Linked DNA regions of Homo sapiens: all the other regions are linked to region 1. Evidence: chromatin contacts called from ENCODE Hi-C or POLR2A ChIA-PET data. All regions are on one chromosome and are shown on one strand. Each heading gives the region's core, a stretch centred on a gene start or an enhancer-like site at or near the end of the contact. The rest is flanking DNA. Distances are from core to core; before and after follow the strand shown.

Evidence for each region. A loop is a pair of places that touch in the nucleus more often than their neighbours do. ChIA-PET counts read pairs that join two places held with the same protein, here RNA polymerase II (POLR2A). Pooled maps may share reads with other maps.
Region 2: a map of endothelial cell of umbilical vein shows a loop between it and region 1 (2.5-fold over the local background). The contact joins the promoter of HYOU1 here to the promoter of BCL9L in region 1. A Hi-C loop is called at or near these places in 2 of 168 maps with a recorded cell type or tissue (ascending aorta and endothelial cell of umbilical vein), 12 of 37 single-sample maps with no recorded cell type and 14 of 50 pooled maps. POLR2A ChIA-PET finds 5 or more read pairs at or near these places in 21 of 52 experiments (A549, A673, CD4-positive, alpha-beta T cell and 18 more).
Region 3: a loop to region 1 is called in a pooled map, with 2.5 times the contacts of the local background. The contact joins the promoter of NLRX1 here to the promoter of BCL9L in region 1. A Hi-C loop is called at or near these places in 4 of 50 pooled maps. POLR2A ChIA-PET finds 5 or more read pairs at or near these places in 4 of 52 experiments (OCI-LY7, WTC11, activated B cell and 1 more).

The regions. Positions count from the first base shown.
Region 1 is chr11:118,924,637-118,927,336 of GRCh38, forward strand. It overlaps BCL9L (BCL9 like), which reads right to left and starts at 1,290. Exons shown (of 10, transcript NM_001378213.1): 1 at 602-1,290. RefSeq lists enhancers at 7-76, 448-949 and silencers at 1,145-1,194, 1,395-1,534, 2,355-2,414.
Region 2 is chr11:119,055,787-119,058,486 of GRCh38, forward strand. It overlaps HYOU1 (hypoxia up-regulated 1), which reads right to left and starts at 1,419. Exons shown (of 26, transcript NM_006389.5): 1 at 1,234-1,419; 2 at 284-381; 3 at 1-57. The coding sequence starts at 374. RefSeq lists enhancers at 517-1,017, 1,018-1,517, 1,877-1,926 and silencers at 997-1,276, 1,367-1,646.
Region 3 is chr11:119,167,442-119,170,141 of GRCh38, forward strand. It overlaps NLRX1 (NLR family member X1), which reads left to right and starts at 1,284. Exons shown (of 10, transcript NM_001282144.2): 1 at 1,284-1,861. RefSeq lists a silencer at 1,193-1,802 and enhancers at 1,374-2,079, 2,080-2,700.

The DNA.
Region 1 (2,700 bases), core at 40-2,539:
CAAGACAGGGGCCACCTCCCCTTAGCAGCGCAGGGACACTTCCAAGGAACTGTATGACTGCCCCACCCCCCAGCCAAGCCCACATCACTCAGAAGCCTTGGAAGAAGAGACTCCTCAGTCACAGCCCCCGCTACTCACAGGCAGTGCCTGGGAGAAAAGGGTGACCCCCAGCTCTCCCCAGTCCCAACCCACCTCCTTCTGGAGGCTCCTATCAGCCAGAGGAGGAGGGCTGGGGTGCTGAGACCCACGGGGTTGGTGAGCCTGGGAGGGGGACTACATCTCCCAGAAGCCCCCAGGGCAAGGTTCGCTGCTCCAGCTGGCCCAAGGCCGGCCTTGTTCTCTGCGCTAGGGTGGCAGGGTCCCCTGGCTGTCCCTAAGCCCTCCCCACGGTGTTCTGGAGCTGCCAACCTGATTGGGGGCTTAAGAGTAGCCTCCACTGACCCTGGGGGAGTCCCCCACACCTTAAACAGCCTGGGGGTACGTGCCAGAGAGCAAGAGACAATCAGACTGTGTTTCCCCTCCCCGATTCAAACTGGATCTCCCTCCTCGCGCCTCTGCTGGCCTGGCATGACTTTCGCCTTGCCCCCAGCCCACCCCTCACCTCACGCGGATTGGGGGGTCCTCACGCCAGGCCGGAGCTGGACGCCATGACCAGGTCAGGGTCGTTGTGTGGATGGGGGTCCTCCTGCTCGCCAGTTGGAGATGCAGAGGGGGCGGGCAGGCGGTGATCTTTTGATCCTGGACGCCTTGATCTCAATACCAGCCCGGCCCGGGAGAGGCTATCCGGGGATCGCTGGGTGCCTGGGTTCCTGCCTCCCAACCGCGGAGCATGGTCGCGGGCGCCGGGCAGTGGCGGGAGAGCGCGCACACCCGCCGGGGCCGGGGCGCGGGGCCGGGGTCTCGGCCCCGAACCTCAGGGCTCCGGCTCCTGCTCCTGCTCCTCCTTCCCTTGCTTGCTTGCTTGCTTCCTTCCTTCCTTCCTCGCCTCTCCTTTCCTTTCCCCAAAGCCCGCGGGAATGCCGGGCGCTGGGTGGGGAGGGGCTGTCTGGGCGCTTATTGTTGGTCGGACTCCGAGGGTCCGGGTCACAGCCCCCGGGCGGCGCGGCGCCGGGGGACCCAGGCGTGCGGGCGTCCGGCCGGCTGGCTCCGGGCGGCGGCGGTGGTGCAGCGGCCCCGGGTCCGGGGCATGTCCAGCCACTGGCTCCGCCGCGCGCCGCCGCCTCCCCGGGCTCCCCTGCGCTGCCGGAGCCTCGCTTGCCCCTCCACTCGGCTCCACTCCCCAGCCTGAATAAGCATCGGGGCTCTCTGGCTGCCTCCTTCTGCCTTCATACCAGAGCCCGGAGAGGCCCCTGTCAAAATAAGAGCTCCCCCATCTCGCTTGCCTCCTCGCCCAACCCGGCTCCCCCAGCCTCCCAGTGGTCTGACTCGGTAAGGCGCCCGGCCGGCTAGCGGGAGGCAGGTTGGCCCGGGGGCGGGGAGGGGGGTTTCTGCTCTCCTCCTCACTCCTGAGAACTGGGGAGGAGACGCGCCAACAACATCCCAGGCTAGGGAAAGGTTTGACAAACCTACCTTCCTATCTGCACTGATTGGAAGGAGTGGAAGTTGCCTGGACACACGCGCGCGCACACACACACACACACACAGCACTGGGTCCCCTCTTCGTTGTACCCACCCACATCCATAATGCACTGAGCATCTCTTTATTCATGTCTCTCCTAGTAGACCATGAGGTCCTTGAGGACACAGACTGAGTTTTTTCATCTCAATCCTCAGCAGCACAAAGTGCATGCTAAGAAAATGTTTGTGGAAGTGAAACCTTTGTCTTCTCAAAAGAACTCTCCTAACCTAACCTCAAAGTGCTTCTCTCTCTCTCTCTCTCTCTCACACACACACACACACACACACACACTCTCACCACCCTATAGGACGATCGAGGCAATGAAAAAGAAAATGTAAAGCCCTTTTTTTTTTTTGAGATGGAGTTTCGCTCTTGTTGCCCAGGCTGGAGTGCAAAGGCGCGGTCTCAGCTCACTGTAACCTCTGCCTTCTGGGTTAAAGCGATTCTCCTGCCTGAACCTCCCAAGTAGCTGGGATTGCAGGCACCTGCCACCATGCCCGGCTAATTTTGTATTTTTAGTAGAGACAGCGTTTCACCATGTCGGCCAGGCTGGTCTCGAACTACTGACCTCAGGTGATCAACCTGCCTTGGCCTCCCAAAGTGCTGGGATTACAGGCGTGAGCCACCGCGCCCGGCCCAAAGCGCTTTTTAAAAACATTTCACATGTTTCAATGCTCACCACAAACCTGCAAGAAAGAGGTTATGGTCCCATTACAGAGGTGAGGAAATTGAGGTTTGCATTACCTAAGGACTTACCCAGAGCTACCCAGCTAGAAAGTGGTAAGCCCAGGACTAGAATTTGGGTCTCCTTATCCCAGGGCACTTTCCCTGTTTCCTACTGTCCCCACCCACCCAGAATTAATAGCAAGTGACAAGCATTGACTGTGTCTGATAGGAAGAACACTAGCCAGCCTGCTTGTTCCTGCTGTTTCCTCGGCCCTCTCCCCTGCCCCTCCTCACAGATGGTCCCCAGATAGTTCTAGCCTCACTGACCTCCCTCTCTTCTGACCACCTATCCCATCATAGCATCTGAGTACTTCCTGATGTGTTGTATCTTGTCACACACACACACACACATATAT
Region 2 (2,700 bases), core at 169-2,668, 130 kb after region 1:
CAATGGCCACCTTCATGGACTCACTGCCCAGGTCCACAGACATCACTGCCAGTGTATCTGAAGGGAAAAGAGGTTTGTCAGTTAGCTCTCCCTTCGCCCACCTTCCTGGGACTCCCTCTAATCAAAGCATACCACTTTCCATGGGTAAACGAAGATGGCAAAAGACAAAAAGGCCTGGACCTAACAACTCAAGAGACTTCTGGCCAACAGCCCCAAGCTCAATTCCCATCATGCATCCTTCAGTCATCATTTATCCATTTGCTCCCTCTACTGGGGTACATACCACTCAGTGCCAACAGGTCTGCCAAGAGCACAGCCACCAAGGCCCAACAGACTCGCCTCCTCGGCCTCTGCCTCCTAACTTTGTCTGCCATAGTGCCCCTGGGGGAGGCGAAGAAAGAAAACACTTAAAACTGGATACCCGGAGTGAAGGAGACAGAATCACATCCCAGAACGGAGAGGCTGTAAGATTCATATCTACTTCATTCTTACCCAGGGCAGATCAGCCTACTTCTCCCCTTCTCCCTCCTGATGGGTACAAACCATTCTCTAATCATCCCAGCAGCGCCCACACAAAGGCCCAAGTGAAAGAGCATGGGTCCTCGGCTTTGCCACATCCCTAAACAGAGAAGCTAACAGGACAAGAGAAAGGAGACCCGAGCCTTTTGTCCACCACACAGGCAGTGAGTGGCGCACCGCAGCACTGTGCCTGTTGTCAGACACCTGGGGTGCGGCCAGGGATCCCCGCCCAGGGCTCAACCACCTCCCCACACCTGGAGCTCCCCCGCTGACGGGGAAAGCCAGCTGGGCCTGGACGGGAAGAGAAAGGTAATGACGTTGGGGGTAGCTAGGATGAAGGAAAGGCCTATCTCCTCCTCGGCATCCCTGCGGGTTGTCCCGCCCCCTCCCCTTTCCCAGCTCACTCCCCGGCCCCGCTGTGCCCACAGACGCAGTGCCAGGGGCGGTAAGGTTCCCCGCCCGGCGGGTAGCCGTTACCCGGTGTTCACCTAAACCCCACCTGACGAAGGCGGCGGCTCCCACTCCCGGAAACGGATCCCGGCCCGCCCCAGCAAGTGGGGACAGACCGGGGGCCGAGCTGCGTGCCCCCCGGTGCGAGGCCGAGCGCCCGGCGTCCGCGCGGCCCTCCCTTGCGCTCCCGACCCGCCCCCGGAGCTCGCACGCTGTCTCCCCTAGGAGGGGTGGCCGGCCCGCACCTCCATCCACCCCCGCTACCTCTTGCCTCCGCTCCTGCGGCCCCAGCTCTGGGACAGACGCGGCACGAACGTACCCACGAGGCCGGCAGCGCCCCCCACCCGCGCCCTTCACAACTCCTCTCGGTTTGCAAACTGTTACATTAGCCACCAACCTCTCGGCGGCGTCTCGCGCACCAGCCGGCCCCGGACGCGGCGCGCGCTCATTGGAGCCTCGGCCGCCCGGCCCTGCGCTGCGCGCCCGGCCCCGCCCCCGCCGCCCCGGCGCGCGTACTCATTGGACCACGTCCCAGGCCCCGCCCCCTCCCTTTGCCAGCCTTGTAATGGGGCGGCGGAGGGGACCAGCCACCGGTTGGGCAGAAGCAGCCGGCGTCGGCCTGGGATTGGACCACGTCACGGGGCCAGCGCGCTCCACTCCTTCCTCCCCAGCGCCGGCCCCGGGGCGACCGCGGGACCTTTTCCGGCGCTGGATGCTTTGCTGCCGGGGTTCGGGAGTGACCTGCGCCTAGAGCAGGTCGGGCGCACTGCAGTCCCGCACTCGGGGCTCTTCTTCCGGTCACCTGTAGAGCCCGGCCGAGGAATGGAATAACAGGCGTCCTGTCCGCAGCCCCGCGGAGGGGGCGCTGGCCTGCCGGTTAGTATTGAGGTGCCCTAGGCTTTGGATAGACGTTGGAGAATGGCTGTCCCTCGGACTGAGTCCGTCGCAACCCCCTCTGTTTTACTGAGGAAACTGAAGCCACAGAAAAAGATGTTTGCTGATGGGTCAGAGATAACCGATGCATTCGTCGCAGAATCTGGCCAGGATTTCTTAGGTTAAGCCCCACTCATTTGTATAAGAAAGAATATTCCAAACTTAAGTACTACACACAAAAGACACTTTTATTTGTGAGGCTATAGTTGGTTGAGCTTGTGTGCACCTTCTCCTATTTCTGTTCTATTAAATCTTGTGAACATTTCTCTACTCTTTAGCTGTTTCTGTCATAGAATGACAGAAGCACCTCACTGCCTTCTCTTTTAACTTACAGCTCCATAGAAATGTGCGCAGTCGCCCGGGCGCGGTGGCTCACGCCTGTAATCCCAGCATTTTGGGAGGCCAAGGCGGGCGAATCACTGGAGGTCAGGAGTTCGAGACCAGCCTGGCCAACATGGTGAAACCCCGTCTCTACCAAAACTACAAAAATTAGCCAGGCGTGGTGGCGGGTGCCTGTAATCCCAGCTACTCACGAGGCTGAGGCAGGAGAATTGCTTGAATCCGGGAGGCAGAGGTTGCTGTGAGCCCAGACTGCGCCACTGCACTCCAGCCTGGGCGACAACAGCGAGACTCCTTCTCGAAAAAGAAATGTACGCAGTCCTTGGAGACTGCATTTTCCTTAAGTGTGGATGGAAATAAGTCATCTGTTTTCTCTCCTACTAAGTTGATGCCTGGCCACCCTTCACAGAAAGGCCCGCTTGAAGACCCTGGCTGTCAGGGCCAGGGTTGTGTCAAGCC
Region 3 (2,700 bases), core at 34-2,533, 240 kb after region 1:
CAAAGTGCTAGGATTACAGGCATGAGCCACCATGCCTGGCCAATTTTTGTTATTTTTAGTAGAGACGGGGGTTTCACCATGTTGGCCATGGTGACGAGTTTGAGCTGGTCCCAAACTCCTGGCCTCAGGAGATCTGCCCTCACCCCCAGCCTTCCAAAGTGCTGAGATTACAGGTGTGAGCCACCGCGGCTGGTCCTCTGATTTATTTTTTCAGATCCAGTACAAATGTTACCTCCTCTGCACTCCCTTTTCCAGACTCTCCTAATGCCTTGCCTCTGCCACTGAAGTACATCATTTGTTTGTCTGTTTTTTATATTTTTATTTTCTATTTTCATTTTAAATAGAGACAGGGTCTCACTATGTCACCCAGGCTGGTCTCAAACTCCTGGTCTCAAGTGATCCTCCTGCCTCGGCCTTGAAGTACATCATTTGTAAATGTGGTAGTTGATTCCATTAAAGTGAGGTGCCTGCCTTGCTGTGGTTGGCAGCCCAGGGCCTAGTGCTGGACCTGGCTTGTGGGGGTGAGGTGCTCAGTGCTACCCAATACCACAGTACAACGAATGAACAAATGTCTAAATGAAACATCCACATTGTTTTCAGTAAGTCCTCTTCCCAGCCCTGCCCTGGAGAGCCTCTCTGTGGGTGCCCTAGTGCACAGCTCTGTTGTGTGAACATCGTACACTCATGCTTGCATACGAAGGCGTGCCCTGGCTGTGGGTGGTGGGTGGCTCCTCCTTCTGGGCTACGTGAGCCCAGGGTGTGGAAGTGTGTGGAAGTGTAGGGATAAGGGTGGGGGCTTTGGGAACTGGGAAGCCCCAGGGCTAGGCCATGAATGGGTGTCAGACCCGAAGAGCAGGTTGGGGTGCAAGTTGTCCTTCAGCCCCCATTCTTCCTTCTTTCTTAACCAAGGTTACCAGCAGCCACACACATAGGTCTGGGCTCTGAAGAGGACCGGATACATAAGGCAGAACCCAAGGAAGCCTTAGGCTCAGGTCTCTGCCTGAAGGTAGGCTGGGGAGGCGGAGAGGGACAGAGGGAAGAATCCCCTGGACACCGCGCCTCAGGGAGGCCCAGGGGTAAGGTAGGAAGACTCAGGCCCGGGATGTTGTTCTGGCTCATCCACTTCCTAACTGAATCAACCTGCACAAGTCATTTCACCCTTCTGAGCATCAGTTTCTTCATCTGTAAAATGGGCCTAACAAGCAGCCCAGCCTGGGAGGTGGTTAGTGAGGTCACTGGGTGTCACTGGCGCTTGGGAACCTGCAGAGGGCAGTACTAGCGGCAGTGCCCGCGGGGATGGAGGCAGGGAGGGGGGACGATGGCGGGACGGGTGGCGCCGGGGTTCCAGCCCTGCGCCTGCTCCGGAGCACCGGGCCCCTCTCGCTGACCCCCTCGTCCCAGGACCCCGCAGGCCCGAGTGCCTGGGCTCGTCCTCTTTCGCGCCCGCTGCCAGGTGCCAGGGCCGCGCAGGCGGGCGGAGGTGGGCAGGAAGCGCCACGCCGAGGAGCCGGGGACTCTGGGAGCTAGCGGGAGACGCCGGCGTCCGCCCAGCCGACCCCTCTGGGCCGCGGCCGACGGCTCCCGGAACTGGGCAGCCGCGGGTAAAGGCCTAGCGGGCTTGATAACCCCTGCGCCCTGGCTGGGAGGCCGCGCTGAGCGGGGGGCAGGGCGGGCCGGGGGAGGAGGCTGTGCAAGGGCCGCGGGGAGATCCCGGCCGAGAACGAGAGGGACGGAGCTGGGCGCTGAATGGCGGGCGTTCTGGCAAGTCTCCCCCTGCGTTCCCGAGGCCACCCGAAAGTAGGAGAGCTGTTTGGGACCCAGTTTGGTGGAGGAGCTCTGGACCTGTAGGAACACCGCCCCTGTACGTTTCCTGCAGTGCCCCCTCCTTTTCTCATTGCCCTGGAGACCTGGGTGATCACCGGAGAACTGCCCTCGGCCCCGCAAGTCCCGTCTTGACTCAGTGGCCCTAGATCCGAGGTTAAACCGGAACCTAGGCTTTCTCAGGCTTCTGGAGCCCTCTCTTAACCCTTCCGCAGCCCCTGGGACGGGCCAGCACCCAGCCAGCTCCTCCGCTGGTTGGCCCTGCTAAGGCAGGTGGCCCAATGCAGCCAGTTCTCCTTAAGCGTACCCTGCCCAAGAAGCCCCGATCTCAGTGGAGGAGACCAGGTGCCAAATAGGGGCACATTCCATTTAAGTGAGTTCAGAGGCCTCAGAAAAGACTTCCCAGGGACGGAGACTTTTGAGCAGGATCTTAAAAGATTGGTTGGGGCCCGAGTGGTGGCTCGCGCCTGCAGTCCCCGCACTTTGGGAGGGCAAGGCGGGCGGATCACTTGAGCCCAGGAGTTCGAGACCACCCTGGGCAACAATGGTGAAAACCCCGTCTCTACAAAAACCAAAGCCAAAAATTAGCCAGGTGTGGTGGCACACCACTTTAGTCCTAGCTACTCAGGAGGCTGAAGCAGGAGGATGGCTTGAGCCCAGGAGGTAGAGGTTGCTGTGAGCTGAGATCGTACTACTGCACTCCAGCCTGGGCAACAGAGCGAGAGACCCTGTCTCAGGAAAAAAAAAAAAAAAAAAAAAAAAAAAAAAAAAATTGGTTGGGACTCTAACAGAGGAAAAAGGTCATTCCAAACTGGGAAGAGTGTATGAACAAATTTAGGACAGCAAGAGCAAGAATCCGGTGAGCCTGGGGTATAAGGC